Linked DNA regions of Homo sapiens: region 2 is linked to region 1. A link is a loop called in an ENCODE intact Hi-C map of the cell type or tissue named here. Cell type or tissue: endothelial cell of umbilical vein. All regions are shown on one strand. Each heading gives the region's core, and the rest is flanking DNA. Links, peaks and the distances in the headings are about the cores only.

Region 1 (9,158 bases), core at 699-8,698:
AGGGTAATTCCTGGAGGTATTAAGAATAACTGTCAAAAATGTAAACATATGAGACCTCCCTTTAAAATTATTTTCATCTTGTTCTAACAGAGCATTCTACCACCACCACCATTACCTTCTGGGGTGGGGGAAATGAAAAGATCCATGTAATTAAAGTTTTTGAGTCTTGCTAAAATATATTCCATCTATCTGGAAAATTTATTCATCTATAACAAATAATTTCCTGACATAATTGGATAGTGGAGGACTTGTCATGTGTTTACCTTTCTTCACCTTTTGTAATTGCCACTCAGGAGCTAAATAGGCAATATGAATGTTATATCCTATAATAAAACCTAAAATTACAACCATAGAATCTTAAGAGTTGAAATAACCCTCCAATTTAGTCCATTTTCCACCTGCTACAGAAATTCTTTCTGTGACATATCTAAGCTATTCCATCTCCCTGCTTTCAGTGAAAAGCTTTATTTCAAACTTCTTCCTTAAATTAAATGACAGTCTGCTTTTCTGTGACTTCTACTTACACGGCCTAATAATGACCTCTAAAGTCCTTCAAAATATTTGAAGATAATTATTGGATTTACCTTTAGGGCATCTGTTGCTATCATCTTACACATAATCTTATAAAAAATGTCAGAACATGGCTGGGAGTGGTGGCTCATGCCTATAATCCCAGCATTTTGGGAGGCCAAGAAGGGCAGATCACTTGAGGTCAGAAGTTCGAGACCAACCTGGGCAACATGGAGAAACCCCGTCTCTACTAAAAATACAAAAAAGTAGCCAGGTATGGTGGTGCATGACTGTAATCCCAGCTACCTGGGAGGCTGAGGCACAAGAATCACTCGAACCCAGGAGGTGGAGGTTGCAATGAGCTGAGATTGCACCACTACATTCCAGGCTGGGTGACAGAGCAAGACTCTGTCTCAAAAACAACAACAACAAACCCCCCCCTCCAAAAAAAAAACAAAAAACAGAACACTTCTTAGTTTTTTGTTGTTATGGTTGTTTTTTGTTTTTTGAGACAGGGCCTTGCTCTATCACCCAGGCTGGAGTGCAGTGGCACAATCCTGGCTCACGGCAGCCTCAACCTCCTGGGCTCAGGTGATCCTCCTGCCTCAGCCTCCTAAGTAGCTAGGACTACAGGTGCACACCATCACTCCCAGCTAATTAAAAAAATATATATTTGTACAGTCAGGATCTCACTATGGTTTCTCAGGCTGGTCTTGAATTCCTGACTTCAAGTGATCCTCTTGCCTCCATCTCCCAAAGTGCTGGGATTACAGATGTGAGCCACCATGCCTGGCCTAGTTGAGCTTTTTTGTTTGTTTTCTTTTGGCATTGGTTCTTCCTCTGCTAATAGATAAACGATTGTGAATATAGCCAGAAAACATGAGAGGCATGGTCTTTGCCACTTAAAGATTCTAAAGCCAGTTTTTAATTTTTCAATGGCAGAAGAGGGAAGAAATCATTTAGTACATTATTGTTAAATATTACAATGTATTAATATGCTTTTAAGTAAAGTGAAAGTTGTTAAGACCAGAAATAATGGAGTCAAATAGGGTTTGAATCCAGTATGGCCATTTACTGGCTGTGTGACTTGGGGTTTATTACTTAACTTCTCTGTATCTCAGTTTCCAACCATGCAGATTGAAGGAAAAAAATCATATCCAAATAAAAGGATGGTTGTGATGGATCAATGTGATAACATATGTTAAGTATTCAGAACAGTGCTTGGCACAATGTAAATGCTATATGTCTTACCTATTCTAATTTTTTATTACTATGCTTCTACTTTAAATTCAATTATTACAGTAATATATGCGATAAAAATATGAAGATATTTTAATCACCTTGATTCAGATTTTTCCAGATCTCAGTAATAACCTTACTTTTATATGGAACTTTAGCAACATTACAATGGTTGCTAAACCATTACAAATTATTCAGCCACTCAAAATCATTTTTAGAAAAATACTTAATGCCATGGAAAATGTATGCATCATATTCATTGGAAGGTTAAAAAGCAATTTGCCAGAAAGTGTGAACTATATGATCTCAATTTTGTTTCTTTAAAATTCAAAAATATTGGCCAGGCACAGTGGCTCACGCCTGTAATCCCAGCACTTTGGGAGGCCGAGGCAGGCAGATCACCTGAGGTCGGTAGTTCAAGACCAGCCTGACGAACATGGAGAAACCTTGTCTCTACTAAAAATACAAAATTAGCCGGGCGTGGTGGCGCATTCCTGTAATCCCAGCTATTTGGGAGGCTGAGGCAGGAGAATTGCTTGAAACTGGGATGTGGAGGTTGTGGTGAGCCAAGATCACATCATTGAACTTTAGCCTGGGCAACAAAAGTGAAACTCCGTCTCAACAAAAAATAAAAAATTAAAAATATGTATATGGGAAATGGCAAAAGGACAAACAAGAGATCTCACTGGAATCTTACATAACACAACAGCAACAGTGATTATCTTTTGGTAATAATATTACAAACGACTTATTCTTCACATTATTTTTGATACCCATTTTTTTATAACAACCATTTATTAAATTTGTCAGGCACCTTGGTAGGCTGAGGTGGGAGGATTGCTGGAGGCCAGAAGTTTGAGTCCAGCCTGGGCAACAAAGTGAGACCTTGTCTCCACAAAAAATAAAAAAAGTTAGCCAGGCTTGGTGGCTCACTACAGGGGAGGCTCAGGCAGGAGAACTGCTTGAGTCCAGGAGATGGAGGCTGCAATGAGCCATGATCACGCCCCACTGCACTCCAGTCTGAGTGACAAAGACCCTGTCCCCCACCAAAAAAAAAAAAAAAAGGCTTATATGTGCTGCTCAAACCTATCTTTCTTTTACAAGTTTTTTTTAAGTTTATAAGTAATGTAAATTTCTCTATCTTCAGGAAAAGAAATAATAATTCAAGGTAATAAACTACAAAATCTATCAAAATACAAAAGGCAATAAAACATTATGTATGAGTATATCTTAAAATTCTATTTCCTGTTTCGAATGCCAGTTCTGCCATCCCTCATAACATGTTTCACTTACACAGAATTTTTACACTAAACTTAATTTACAAACATTGAGAGATCACACAGTGCTCCACATGTTATTTCCACTTCACGAATAAGACAAAAACTAAAGATTCTGCTATAAAGACAGCAGAAAATATTTGTTATGAGAGCAATAAAAAGTTCAGAGTATTATTCTCTCAAAATTCCTTTGCTCCAAAAATTAGAGATGATAAATAAGCTAGTATTTTCCCTATGTTAGTCTTGTACATACTTACATTTGGAAACACTTGCTATAGCTTCTCACTTTTTTTCTTTTTTCTTCCTCCTCCCAACAACCCTACTATTCTTCATCTCCCTCTGGCCTCTCTTCCCACTGTGTCCTGGCTCCTCTCTCTTTTCTAAGCAGTAAAATTCTAGAGTCAAATCAGCAATATTCACTGTTGTTAACAATTGACACATAGTTTAGCGTACGCTGAGATATTTGAAGTGATATCTACAATCACCCCACTATAGTTGGGAAATTTAAAAAAGCAAGGCTGGGTCAGGCACAGTGGCTCACACCTGTAATCCCAGCATTTTGGGAGGCTGAGGTGGATCACTTGAGCTCAGGAGTTCGAGACCAGGCTGGCCAACATGGCAAAACCCCATCTCTACAAAAAAATACAAAAATTAGTGGGGCATGGTGGTGCATGCCTGTGGTGCCAAGCTGCTTGGGAAGCTGAGGCGGGAGGATCGCTTAAGCCCAGGAGGCAGAGGTTGCAGTAAGCTGAGATCTACCACTGCACTCCAACCAGGGTGACAGAGTGAGACCATCTCAAAAACAAAAAAGAAAGAAAAAAGCAAGGCTTAGAAATATTCTTTAAATATTCAACATTCTCACTAAAGCGTTCTAGAATTCTAAATAGATTGTCATCCATGGTTTTTTAAACAGTAGGTTAAAGAATGTCTTGTTTTGGCTCTAACAAAACATACCTCAAAATTATTTTTCATAAACTAAAAAATTATGCCACTTCATTATGTTTAAATCTGTTAACTTTTATACACATGTAGTGATGTTAATTTAGTCTAAAATGAAATTACTACAATTAAGAGAGTTAAAGAAGCCCAACAAAGAACCCAGAAAAAAATTTCTTTCCATAGAACCTGTGGAAGCATCATAATAATATAAGAACTCCTTATTAATATAACATTTCAGCTATGTAGTACCATAACTATACAGAACATGCAAAAATTATATAGGTAAAAAAGTCTATGCTCTGTCAAAATTTGTCATGAATTCCACATATTAAATCATTTGCATTTCATATATTTAAGATGTGTGACCTATAATTCAGTACATATAAAACTGATATGCAACATACAATAATCATAATAATCCTCTCTACCAATCCATCTCTCTTTTTCACTCTCACAATCAACGAATCCCAAATATCACTGTTTAAACTAAGAAGTAATAGGAAACTTGAGAACAGAGTGTTTTTTTCTTTTTTCTTTTCCTTTTTTTGAGACAGGGTCTCACTATTACCCAGGCTGGTAAGTGGAGCAACACAATCACAGCTCACTGCAGCCTCAAACTCTCAGGCTCAACTCATCCTCTTGTCTCAACCTCTCAAAGTGTTGGGATTACAGGCATAAACCATGGCACCTGGTCGAGAACAGACTTTCTTTTCTTTTTTTGTTTTGAGACAGAGTCTTGCTCTGTTGCCCAGGCTGGAATGCAATGGTGTGATCTTGGCTCATCACAACCTCAGCCTCCCGGGTTCAAGCGATTCTCCTGCCTCAGCTTCCCAAGTAGCTGGGATTACAGGCATGGGCCACCACGCCCAGCTAATTTTTGTATTTTTAGTAGAGACGGGGTTTCACCATGTTGGCCAGGCGGGTCTTGAACTCCTGACCTCAGGTGATCCACCCACCGCGGCCTCCCAAAGTTCTGGGATTACAGGCGTGAGCCACTGCGCCTGGCCGAGAATAGACTTTCAGTAAGTCAAAAAAGAATTCCAAACAAACTGCCCTTTATCAGTTTTTGGACATGTGAAAAAAGAACAAGTTAACAAAACAAGAAAAAAAAAACTGAAACAAAAAAGTGAGTGACTTAAAACCGTATTTATCAGTGTAGAATAAGATGATTTAAGGTAGGTCTGAAAATAACTTCTCTCAGATGGAGTGCTCTCTATCTACATGCTAGCATTAGAGACTGCTTTAGTTATTTATAATTATCCTCCATTCATTCCAAATCTATAAAAAGGAGTCCTTACTACTTTTTAAAGCCCGGGAAACATGTTTAGAAATGCATTAATTAAAAAACAAAACAAAAGCAACAAAAAGACATGAATCAAAATGATAAAGTCTTAGGAGAATAAAATGTTTAAAAATAAATCAATAAGCTCTCATAATTTCAAGTATACACTGGACAAAAATGATTGGTCAAACTAGTCAGAAACCTACATACAAAGTAGATAGATGCACCTAAGTTCAATCAGTGGAGAGTTTTCCCAGGGTCCTTCTGAGATGCTTGATCTTCCTCCAGTAGGGGGAGCAAAATCACAATACTCAACTCATGTCATAAAAAGAGGGGGACATGGAGGGTTTATAAGTGTCTTTTAAATGTTTCTACATCTCCCTAGACATTTCAAAAAATATGCTGAAATATCGTTCTGAAATAGAACTAAAGTGGCCGGGCATGGTGGCTCACGCCTGTAATGCCAGTACTTTGGGAGGTCAAGGCCGGTGGATCACCTGAGGTCAGGAGTTCAAGACCAGAGATCAGCCTGGCCAACATGCTGAAACCCCGTCTCTACTGAAAATACAAAAATTAGCTGGGCATAGTGGCACACACCTATAATCCCAGCTACTCAGGAGGCTGAGGGAGGAGAATCACTTGAACCTGGGAGGCAGAGGTTGCAGTGAGTGGAAATTGTGTCAGTGCACTCTAGCCTGGGAGACAGAGTGAGACTCCTTCTCAAAAAAGGAAAAAAGAAATAGAACTATAGTCAATCCAATGGGAAAGACAAAGATTTTTTCTTTTTCAAATACTTCAAGGCTTTAAAATGAAAAATGGATCCCTAAATATTTAATTTCAAGAACTTTGGTATATTTCATTGTCCACAGAATCTCACAGGTAACCAAGGTATTGAAGCATTTTATGAATCCTTAATTTAACAAGAGAATTTTTAAAAACATAAAATATTACATTAATTTTTTATTATAAAAGTAATATGTTCACGACAAAATTGTAGAAAGTAAGGGAAAAACTGCACTACTTAAACCTATTTTCTTCTGGTATTTTTTTCATATACAAATTTTCTTTTTTTCTCAGAGGGTCTGATTCTAATGCCTAGACTGGCAGTGGTGTGATCATGGCTTACCTCAGCCTGGAACTCCTGGGTTTGAGCTATCTGCTCACCTCAGCCTCTTGAGTAGCTGGGACTACAGGAGTGCACCATCATACCTGGCTAATTTTTTAAAAATGTATTTATTGTAGAGACAGAGTATCGTTACATGGTCCAGGCTGGTCTGGAATTCCTGGTCTCAAGCAATCCTCTCACCTCAATCTCCCAAAGTGCTGGGATTACAGGCATAAGCTAACATAACTGGCCCATATACATATTTTCATACTACTATGAAAAAAAGTATAATTAATAAAAACACTTAAGACTGGGCAGAGTGTCTCACGTCTATAATCCCAGCACTTTGGGAGGCCGAGGAGAGTGGACTGGTTGAGTACAGGAGCTCAAGATTAGCCCAGGCAACATGGCAAGATCACATCTTTACAAAAAATACAAAAAAAGCCAGGCATGGTGGCACATGCCTATAGTCCCAGCTACCCAGGAGGCTGAGGCAGGAGGATCACCTGAGCCCAGGGAGGTTGAGGCTGCAGTGAGCCCTGATGGTGCCACTGCACTTCAAACTGGGTGACAGAGTGAGACCCTGTCTCAAAAGAAAAATTAAAAAAAAACAAAAAAAAGTATTAATTTCTAACTATATGCTAGGCATAGTCTAAGCATGTTTACATGTTATAAATCTATTAATCCTTTATTATTTCACATTTTAAAGATGAGGAAAAAGAGACGCACGGAAATTATCTAAGTCAAAGTCACCCAACTACTAAGTAACAGGACCCACAATTCTAAACCAGGTAGTCTGGTATCAAAGGCCACACTCTTAACCTTACTTCACTGTGATCTTAATTTTGAATTACGCTCTTTTCTCCATCATTAACATATTCTCAATGTTAGTGTTCAAAATCTTTTTAGTGCCTATGGTCTATCGTGATTACAATAATGAGCTATGCTTTTTTCAGCTGTCCCTTGTAAGTATATTAAGACAAATATCTTTGGGTATATACTTCTGCTATGTCTGGGTTATTAAAATGGAGAATTTTTATATTCTTTAATCTAGTACCAAATTGCTTTTCAAAATATTTGCATTAATTAACAAAGCCATGTAGGTACCAATTTCACCATAAATTTGTCAGCATTAAGCATTAACATTTAACATGTTTTTCTAATAGGTAAAAATAAAACCATTCTAAATTTATTTTTTATTATTAAAGCTGCATATTATTCTGGTTTTGTTTACTAATTTAATTTCCTTTTTGTGAATTTCAGCTTATATGTTTTATCTAGTTATCAACTGAGGTCTTAAAAGTTTGCTAATTTATAAAGCTTTTTATAGGAATATTAACTCAATGTTAATTGTATTTGCAATAAAATTTTCCCAGTCTGGTTTTTCCCTTTTAATTATGATTATTAAGTTGTTTTTGATAAAATAACTTTCTCTCAAAGGTATTCATAAACATCACAAAAGAAGTCTTAACACCTTATAATTTTCTAAATATAGAAGCTAATCTATTGCTTTGAGCATATCAGTGAATCACTTTCAATACAAGACTTGTAAAACAATATAAACCTATATCAAAATATGTATGTTCACTTAATGGAATTACCAAGTTTGAGAAATCTTGACTATGTTTCATATAAAATTAACCCAATGACTAACAGTCCGCCCTACCCCCAAATCTCCAAAATAAAAGCAAAGAGCTACATACCTGTCGCTGTAAACATAGGTGATTTCTGTCATGTAAATGCTGATGATTAGAAAATGATGAATGCCAACTCCGAGCCTGACTTTGCAACTGAGTCTGAGCCATATCAGAAGGCCGTGTTACCAGATGCGAAGTAAACTGCCGATCAAGGTCATGATCTAAAATGTGACTTGAATTATCTTGTCCGAATGTTGACTCATCAAAGTGAGGAAGAAGACCCTCCTGAAGGAGGTCCTCGGGGTCAAGTCCTGTGAATGGCTCAGTTTGAGATTCCACTTGATGAAGTAAATTCTCTTCTAAAGATGAAAAGCCATTAGTTTCTACATGATCATTGAAATGGCCCATTTGAGTTCCTGAGTCAACAGGATCTGGGAAGTTCATGTGCACAGGAGATAATTTTGAATTGCTATAATTACCCTGAGGATGTGATGAATGCAATATTTGGAAATTATTTGAATTCAATGATGTATTGGGGTTTAGGATATGCTGAGTAGATTCTTGCTTGATTCCTCTATGAGGTGAAAAGGAATTACTTCCAGTAAAATCAGATAAAGTCTGATTTGTATGATTAGATGCAAGAACTGCAGAGGACTGAAGTAGACTGTTTGGTGATATATGATTACTGGAAAAGGAATAATGTGAAGAAAATTGCTGTGAATTACTGACAGAACAAGAAGTCATATTTGGGGAAGGTCCATTAAAATTTCCTTCTTGATGACTGCTACACTTGTGGAAGTGTGCTGAAGGATTTGACGTTTGAGAAAATTGCTGCATTGAAATAGACTGTTGTGAATTAGATGCATTAGTCATCTGTGGTGGGTGGTTAACATTGACTCTATGTGGACCAGAAACATTCATAAAATTTTTAGACTGGCTAAGAGAATTCTGCCCTGGGTTGAGATTATTTCTGTTTTGTTGTGAGCGTAGTGAAGTACACTGTGTTTGTTGTTCATTGGCCTGAAATAAGGCAAAGTCATGGTGTGCCACAAAGCTTTTATTTTGATGCATAGAGTGTGAATGTCCTTGTTGGTGAAAAGGAGATCCATTTTGATTTGAAATGGTAGTAGCTGTCTGATGGCCCCACATTGGACTGCCATCTGATACAT
Region 2 (9,158 bases), core at 747-8,746, 61 kb after region 1:
GCCAAGGGCAGAGTGGAAATCTCTGCTCTGCTGCCATCATGAAATGGGTTTCCAACATTGGCAATGCAATTTCTAACTGTGCCATAATCGGAAACAACATTCTTTAACTGAAAATGGCCAAATCTTTGTGCTGGTTAAATACAAGGGGGAAAAAATAAAATGTCAGAGTTCACCCTTTTCCTCCAAACATTTAGGAAAGGAGTTAAATGCAGTCAAAGCTTAGATTTTAGAAAAATTCCCCTGGCCAACTCCAGGGAAGAGGAGCAGCTCCACGACCAGAGCAAACCAGGTATTTCCTGTGCAGGCCCAGCAAGAATCCTGTGCAATGAAGTCGTTTATAACAGAGGAATGCTTTGGCGAGAAGGGAAGGCCATGGAGTAGGAAATCAACATATTTGTGTTCCAGTCCTGAAGGTACCTCAGCCCTTTTCATATACAAGCTTAATGTTTTAAGCCCGAGTAGCTGCCTCTATGAAATGCAATCATAAAAGCTGCCTTACTCACCTTCCTGTGCTGTTGTGATGACCAAAAGGTAAAGAGGGGTACAAAAGCATTTTAAAAACTATAAGGCACTAGAGACCAATGTTAGGTATGTACAAAACAAAATACCTGTTGAGGATAACTTTGAAGTTTTCAATCAGAGGAAAAAGCAAATGTGATCTTTAGGATGAGATAGATAAGAACTTTCTAGCTCTACCCCCTCATCTGCTAGAGGACTTAGGGCAATTCTTCTAGCCATTCAGAACCTCAGTTTGCTCACTGCAAAATGAGGTTAACGCTCCCTATTTAACAAGCTGGCTGTAAGAATAAAGTAAATAGCATATATAAAGTGCTGGGCACATAGAGAACTCACACAAAGATGAGTTCCCTTTTAACCTGCCTTGGGTAAAGAATCAGCGTCTCCATCAAGGGATACTCCATTCACTGATTTGCTCATTCATCAAACTCTCTGTGCTATCTACTCAATTCTTCTGCAAATCTAAAAGTGTTCTAAAAATAAAAGCTAAGCTGGGCATGGTGGCTCACACCTGTAATCCCAGCACTTTGGGAGGCTGAGGCAGGAGGATCACTTGAGCTCAGGAGTTGGAGACCAGCCTGGGCAACATGATGAAACCCCATCTCTTTTTTAAAGAAAAAGAAAAAAAAAACAAATAAAATCTACCTTTTTTTTTTTTTTTAAAGAGACAGGGTCAGGGCCAGGTGGGGTGGCTCATGCCTATAATCCCAGCACTTTGGGAGGCCAAGGCGGGCGGATCACGAGGTCAGGAGATCGAGACCATCCTGGCTAACATGGTGAAACCCTTTCTCCACTAAAAATACAAAAAATTAGCCAGGGGTGGTGGCGGGTGCCTGTAGTCCCAGCTACTCAGGAGGCTGAGGCAGGAGAATGGCGTGAACCCGGGAGGCGGAGTTTGCAGTGAGCCGAGACTGCGCCAATGCACTCCAGCCTGAGTGACAGAGCAAGACTCTGTCCCCCCAAAAAAAGAAAGAGACAGGGTCTCACTCTGTCACCCAGGCTGGAGTTCAGTGGCACCATCACAGCTTACTGTGGCCTTGAACTCCTGGGCTCAAGCAATCCGTCTGCCTCAGCCTCCTGAGTAGCTACGACTACAGGCATGCACCACCATGCCTGGCTAATTTTTTATTTTTTTGCAGAGATGGAGTCTTGCTATGTTACCCAGGCTGGTCTTGAAGACTGGCCTCAAGTGATTCTCCCACCTCTGGCCTCTGAAAGTGCTGAGATTACAGGTGTGAGCCACCATGCATGGCCTAAATCTATTAAAAAAATATTTATTGTGGGTATAGAGTGTCACAGTTCAGAAGAGAGACTCTGGAGTGAGACTGTTTGGGTTGAATCAGGTTCTGCCACTTACTAGCTGGATGACCTAGGACATTTATTTAACAGCTCTGCACTTTAGTTTCCTCATCTGTAAGCACTATGAAAAAATCTTACTATTAATATAATAATAATAATTATTATTAGACACTGTACTCAACACAGGGAATACAGTTGTGAAGAAGGCAGTTTTGAACCCTACTCTCATGAAGCTAAAACAAGGGGCTCTGAAATCACCTATCAAACATCCTAAATGTAGAGAAACATAGGGCCAAAGAGGTGAAGTGACTCCTACCAAGGCCAAACAACTAGTTAGTGAGTGAGTCCTAGTGAAGACCAGCCAGGACTAGGCAGAGAGTTCCAGATTGCAAGCCACTGTTTCTCCATTGCCCAGTACAATGCAACCAGCATCACCCAGATTCACACCTTCTGGAAACTTAATAGCCCTGAAGTATGAGAGTAGATTACAGAAATCAACTGGAAGCGGCCCAACAATTCTACACATTCCTGACCTCCACTTTTTTCCTACGACCCATTCCTTACACTGTTGTCCTTACCTGGCCTACATATGATCTCTCTACAAATTTCAGATGTGGAGTTCATGATGGAGACGACATGGAAATGCCCAACTCCCTGACACCACTTGATTTTCACTTGTGCTTAAAAATCTTAAACAAGAACAAGGGTTGGGTCTCTCACAGACCTCTTGTAAAGGCTCAAATCCAAGTATGGTGTGGCCTAAAGTGTATACAATACTAGGGTACTCTCCTTAGAAAAGGAATACATTATTATGAATTAAAAATTAGGTACAAGGCCTTGTAAGGGACACCTGCAAATGAAGAGCCCTGAGGTTTCCTGGTAAATCCAGCTTTGCTCCTATAGTTGCCTAATTTCTTTCCTTCTTCCTTTCTTCTTTCCTTCCATTTATCTAACTTGCACCTACCCTACCATCTAGCACCCACTGTACACCAGGCAGTAACTTCATAAGTTTACATCCTGATTAAAAAATTGTCGGCCTGGGCAATTTAGTGATATCTCATCTGTACAAAAAATTTAAAAATTAGTTGAGTGTGGTGGCACATGCCTGTGGTCCCAGCTACTCAGGAGGCTGAGGCAGGAGGACCACTTGAGTATGGGAATTTGAGGCTGCAGTGAGCTGTGATTGCACCGATGCACTCCAGCTTGGGTAAAAGAGTGAGACCCTGTCTCAAAAAAAAAAAAAAAAAAAGAAAAGGAAAAAATGTGAGATTGGAGTAAAAAAGATTTATTCCAGTCAGCAGGTTTTTATCCATCTTATGATAAACTTGCTTTTCTTGATATAAAGGAATAAGATGATGTACACCTAATCTGTCGGTAATGTGTAAACAAGCTATGTGGGGCTGCTTGTTAGATGCAGTAAATCCTAATGTAGCCAGAGGCTACAGCTTTCTATTTACACTTGTGAACACACCCAGAGGCAGGCTCTTCTATCATGAGCACAGTGAACAAGTAAAACAACCCTTTCAGATGGTACAGGGCAGTGACATAGCCATCTAGAGAAAATATTATATAGTTACACATAATTATATATAATAACATGTTTTATGCACATCATCTGATTTCATGTTCACACCATCTGATGTAGTAGTAGGATGGTTTTATTAAAAATCCCCATATTACAGATTGGAGACAGAGGCCTATAGTGACTTGCCAATGTCATAGAGCTTCTAAGTGTTTGTGAAGGTAGATTCTACTCAAGCTGGGGGTGGCAGCTCACGCCTGTAATCCCAGCACTTCGAAAGGCCAAGGCCAAGGTGGGTGGATTGCTTGAGCCCAGGAGTTCAAGACCAGCCTGGACAACATGGTGAGACTCCATCCCTACAAAAAAATTAAAAAATTAGTCGGGCATGGTTGTGCATGCCTGTAGTCCCAACTACTTGGGAGGCTGAGGCGGGAGGATCACTTGAGCTCAGGAGTCCCAGGCTTCACTGAGCTATGATCAGCCACTTTACTCCAGCAGCCTGGGCAACAGAGCAAGACCCTGTCTTTTGGAAAAAAAAAAAAAAAAAGACGAATGAGTCTAAATTCAGAGTGCTTTCTAATTCAAAAGGAACAGTGATTTTCAGTTAATATCGCTTTTTACAGGTGTGATACCCAAGGATCACTTCTCTTTTAATTTCCTTTCCCATAGCAGCCCTATTCTCCTCACATTCAGAGGACACAAAGACTGTACAGGCAGCAACTGCACAAAGAACCCATAGACAAAATAAGTAGGGGCCATTTTGTGGATAATTTGGGAATGGGAATTCGGTCCTTGTGGCAGGAGAAGTTTTCTTCGGCTCACATTCTCCGGGTGAGTCATGTAGGTTTATCCCATTATTTGCACAATTCCTCACCTCTCCCCGTGGGCTGCAGTATCACCCAGCCACAATGGCATCTGCCCTTCACCGCTTCATCCCCTGCAGCCTGCTTGGTCAGGGCCTGGCAGGGAGCTGAGGAGCCCAGAGAGGGAGGGGAGGAAGCACGCGGCCGCCAGTGGCTGTCAGCTTTCCCAGCTGACTCAACTCCCCACCTCCTCCTCCCCCGCCCTGCACACAGCCACCAGCCTCCTAACTTTCCATTTCCAGGCCTCTGGGGTGGGAGCACCCCCTCCCGCTGCCCGGGGCGCCTGGTCTGCAGTCTGGGGCTGCCAGGGCACCACGCCAGCTGGCCTGGCGGGCTCTCTCCCGGGACTCTTAGAGTCTGCTGTCATGGAGAGAACGGAATATAGGTCAAGGTGCTCTCGGAAGGGCCCAGGGGAGGATCACCTGACTGGGAGGTGTGTGACTCAGCGGGAAGGGAAGGGGTGGAGCCGAATCTCCCGCCCGGAGGAGTCCGGAGGAGGAAGAGGTCAGGTTGCCTCTGTCTGGCTGATTGTCAGGGGAGGAAGGAGAAAGCAGCTGGAGGCAGAAGGAAGGATAAGATGACCTCTGGTGACCTATCTAAGGTGGAACACAAATCCATTCCAGAGCGGGCCGTCCCCCTCGGTGTAGCTGAAACCACTCCCAGCTCAGAACTCTCTCTGTGGTCGTGAAGACCTAATTAGCTGCCAAAGTGAGAAACCAAATTAACCGAACGCTCATCACTCCAGACTCCATCGACCCAGGCCCCTAAAAGAAACCAAAGACCCTGGTACAGCACACAAAGGTGGCCATCCCCATTAGAAGCAATTCGATCGTTTCCCCCAATCAATTCTGAATATGAAAATTACTAACCCATTTTATTTTACGGGTCCACACGGCAGGGGCCTCCTTTCAAGGGTGCGGCAGTTGCTGCTGTTGCTGGAACAGCAGCTGCTCTGTCTGAGCCTCACTTCCTCTGGCTCCAGCTGCAGGTTCCTCCTGGCCAAGCAGGGAGTTTCCTCATTCTCAGGGCTCTGGGCCCAGGCCTTGCTAGCGGCCACCCTCACCTCCCACCCTCAGCTGCTCACCACCCACCCTCTGTGGGTAGTGCTCTGGGACTCCCTCGTTCCATGAGTCAGAGCCAGGCTGGAGACAGACAGTAGGCTTCCTTTATTAAATCAGCCTCCTGCCCCGTACACTATAGAGGAAAGCTATAATTACTCCTTTGGCCTGGCTCTGAGAACTGAGCCACAGACGCTTGACTAGGAGCGACGGTTCTTGATTTCTGCATTTATCTAATGATGCACCCCAGTTTGGAAATAAGAATAACAGCCAGGGGTTAAGGGCTTGTTACACAAACGTCAGATGTTTTGCATATGTAATGGGGTGCATTGGGCCTGGATAGTCATGTAGATTGCTAGAAAAATCGCTATATTAAGGCTGCCAGGAGTTTTCTGTTTTGTTTTGCATGCCTCCTGCCTCGCGTTGATTGAGTCACACTTGAGGTGGCCTGCTCATTGCTGATGTTGGTTTACAAGAGACAAAGAAAAAAGCAGCCAAACATTGTTTCGGGTCTCCAGGTCAGGACTCTTTCATCCCTTAGGTATAATAGACACAAAATCTCAGGCCTCCCAGCTTTTCTTTCTTTCTTTTTTTTTTTTTTTTTGAGACGGAGTCTCACTCTGTTGCCCAGGCTGGAGTGGGGCAGAGCCATATCAGCTCACTGCAACCTCCACCTCCTGGGTTCAAGCAATTCTCCTGCCTCAGCCTCCCAAATAGCTGGGATTACAGATGCCCAACACCATGCCCAGCTTATTTTTGTATTTTTAGTAGAGACGAGGTTTCACCATGTTGGCCAGGCTGGTCTTGAACTCCTGACCTCAGGTGATCCACCCGCCTCGGCCTCCCAAAGTGCTGGGATTACAGGCGTAAGCCACCACGCCTGTCTGCCTCCCAGCTTTTCTACTGGTTTACAGAAATGTCTGAAACCTGAAAAAACAGTTGGTTCCAATTTTTTTTTTGAGACGAAGTCTCGCTCTTGTCCCCCAGGCTGGAGTGCAATGGCACGATCTCGGCTCACTGCAACCTCCACCTCCTGGGTTCAAGTGATTCTCCTGCCTCAACCTCCTGAGTAGCTGGGATTACAGGCACCTGCCACCACACCTGGCTAATTTTTGTATTTTTAGTAGAGACAGGGTTTCACCATTTTGGCCAGGCTGGGCTCGAACTCCTGACCTAAGGTCATCCACCCATCTCGGCCTCCCAAAGTGCTGGGATTACAGTGTGAGCCACCGCACCCAGCCTGGTTCCAAAATTTTTAAAAACCACAAAATCAAAATAATATCGTCAATTTTCATTAACTATTCAATTTAGTATTCATTGATTCATTCACTTATTCATCCATTCCTGCAAGCATGCATTTATTTCTTCATTCAATAAATATTTGTTGAGTTACCTCTCTGTGCCACACACAGTTACAGGTACTAGGGACACATTAAGTGCTAAATTCACTAAAGATACAGACAAAACTAAGCATACAAATATCTCTGCCCTTGTGGGTCAATAATAGACACAACAGACCAGGTACGGTGGCTCATGCCTGTAATCCCAGTGCTTTGGGAGGCTGATGGGGGCTGATTGCTTGAGCCTAGGAGTTTGAGGCTGCAGTGAGCTATGATCGTCACCCAGGCACTCCAGCCTGGGTGACAGAGCAAGACTGTGAAAGAAAGAGAAAGAAGGAAGGAAGGAAGGAAGGAAGGAAGGAAGGAAGGAAGGAAGGAAGGAAGGGAGAGCGAGGTTAGAGGAATTGTTGATAAAGGAGGAATTGGCATTTCAGAATAATCTGTGAGTTAGATATCTCTCACAGCGAGAGTTCTCAAGTCTGCATGATTGCTGAGAAATTATAACCAATTATAAATTGAGTTAAATTCTTTAAGCCATGTTTATAATCAAAATGTAAGTGTATTTAAATATACTTGATAAGAGATAAAAAGTAAAAGTACCATGGCATGTGACCCTATCTCTGGTTATGGGTAGGTGCTGTGGGTTGAATATTTGTCTCCTCTAAAACTCATGTTGAACTTTAATCCCCAATGTGGCAGTATTGAGAGATGTGGTCTTTAAACGGTGCTTGCATCATGAGGGCTCTGCCCTAATGAATGGGTTAATCCATGAGTGGATTAATCCACTCATGGATTAATGGGTTATAATGGGTGGGGACTGATGGCTTTATAAGAAGAACAAAGACCTGAGCTAACATGTTAGCACACTCAGCCCCCTCACCATGCGACACCTTGGACCACCTTAGTACTCTTCAGAGAGTCCCCTCAAGCAAGAAGGCTGTCACCAGATAGGACCCCTTGACCTGGGACTTCTCAGCCTCTGTAACTGTGAAGAAATTTCTTTTCTTTATCAATTATCCAGTTTCAAGTGTTTGGTTATAAGCAACATGAAAGAGAATAACACAGTGAAGTTATTTCATTCAAGAATTTATTGAGCACCTATAATATAGTAGCTAAGGACTTAGGTGTCAGATGCCAGCGTTCAGATCCTGGCTCTATCATTTACTACTTGTGTGATTCTGGGAGAGACACTTAGTTTCAGTTTCCCATCTACAAAATTGGGGTAGTATAGAACTTAACTTATAGAGTTTCCAGAATAATTAAATGAAATAATAAAAGTAAAGGTGTCAGTTAATATAGCACCTGGCACTTAATAAGCAAGCACTCAATAAATGTTATGGCAAAAATCGCAATTATTTTTGCACCAACCTAATATTATCATATTGTTGGTTTAATAATGATGAGGTACCCGGCATTGTGTTGGGTATTGGCGACCCAAAGTTGAATAAGACAGTGACGTGGTCCTAACTGGGAAAGGCTTTGCAAGCATTCTGTGCTTCATTAAATCCTTACGTCTTGGCTGGGCATAGTGGCTCATGCTGGTAATCTCAACACTTTGGGAGGCTGAGGTGGGAGGATCGCTTGAGCCCAGGAAGTTGAGGCTGCAGTGACCCATGATTGTGCCACTGAACTCAATCCAGCCTGAGTTTTAGAGACCCTATCTCTAAAAAAAAAAAAAAAAAATCTTCACAGTCCCCTTGCAGGATGACCCCCACTGCTCCACCAACTGACCACTGTAAACCATATTTGGAAAGGCAATAACCATGAAGAGATCACAATGAGATGTCACTTAATACCCTTTCAGTTGGAAAAAATTAAGAAGCTTGATAATACCAAATTGTTGGAAAGAACACAGATCAATTGGATATTTATATGTTTGTTGTTACTGGGATTGTAAATTGATAAATTCACATTGTTTCCCTGGAGACACAGACAAAAATGATCAGCTTAGCGTGTTCAAAGTCATGGAAAGCTGGTAACAACCCAAATGTCCACTAACAGGAGATTCAGTAAATTCCCATGGAACATACTAGGGAGAACTGCAATAGAGCAGGGACAACAAGTGGACCGTAGCTGAATGCTACGCTATGGGTGAGTTTTAGCCACATAATATTATGAGAAAAAAGTATACCCAAGAAAGCTGCATATAGCAGGATATTCTTTTTTGTTTTAATTTTAATTTTTTTTTTTAGAGACAGGGTCTTGCTCTGTTGCCCAAGTTGGAGTGCAGTGGCACTATCATGGCTCACTGCAGCCTCAATCTCCTGGGCTCAAGCAATCCTCCTGCCTCAGCCTCCCAAGTAGCTGGGACTACAGGCACACACCACCACGCCCAGCTACATTTTAAAAATTTTTTTGTAGAGACAGGGTCTTGCTGTGTTGCCCAGGCTGGTCTTGAACTCCTGGCTTCAAGTGATCCTCCTGCCTCCCCCTCCCAAAGTGCTGATATTATAGGTATGAACCACTGCGCCTAGCCAGGATATTCCTTTACACAAGAAAAAACAACAAATCTAAACAATATGGCTTTTAGAAAAATATTTGAAAAAGCATTAGTTTTTAG

Evidence for each region. Peaks named below come from ENCODE experiments on the same cell type or tissue, not always from the same donor. Only the 100,000 strongest peaks of a DNase experiment are listed, where the experiment ranks them.
Region 2: a loop joins it to region 1, with 5 times the contacts of the local background. A loop is called at or near these places in 2 of 110 quality-filtered maps.

Annotation. Positions count from the first base shown.
Region 1 is chr16:53,156,439-53,165,596 of GRCh38, reverse strand. CHD9 (chromodomain helicase DNA binding protein 9) reads right to left here. Exons shown (of 39, transcript NM_001308319.2): 2 at 8,056-9,158. Among named protein-coding and RNA genes, the nearest start is that of CHD9, 110 kb to the right of the region's middle. In endothelial cell of umbilical vein, for the core only: a CTCF peak has its summit at 5,546 (motif pointing right); a DNase peak (open chromatin) is centred at 5,536.
Region 2 is chr16:53,095,180-53,104,337 of GRCh38, reverse strand. The region is part of intron 1 of CHD9 (chromodomain helicase DNA binding protein 9); the gene reads right to left. Among named protein-coding and RNA genes, the nearest start is that of CHD9, 45 kb to the right of the region's middle. RefSeq lists enhancers at 4,009-4,108, 5,059-5,138, 5,229-5,278, 4,181-5,380, 5,339-5,468 and a silencer at 4,409-4,518. In endothelial cell of umbilical vein, for the core only: no CTCF peak of the experiment used is centred there; DNase peaks (open chromatin) are centred at 4,377, 4,497 and 5,277; H3K4me3 peaks cover 583 bases; H3K27ac peaks cover 2,770 bases.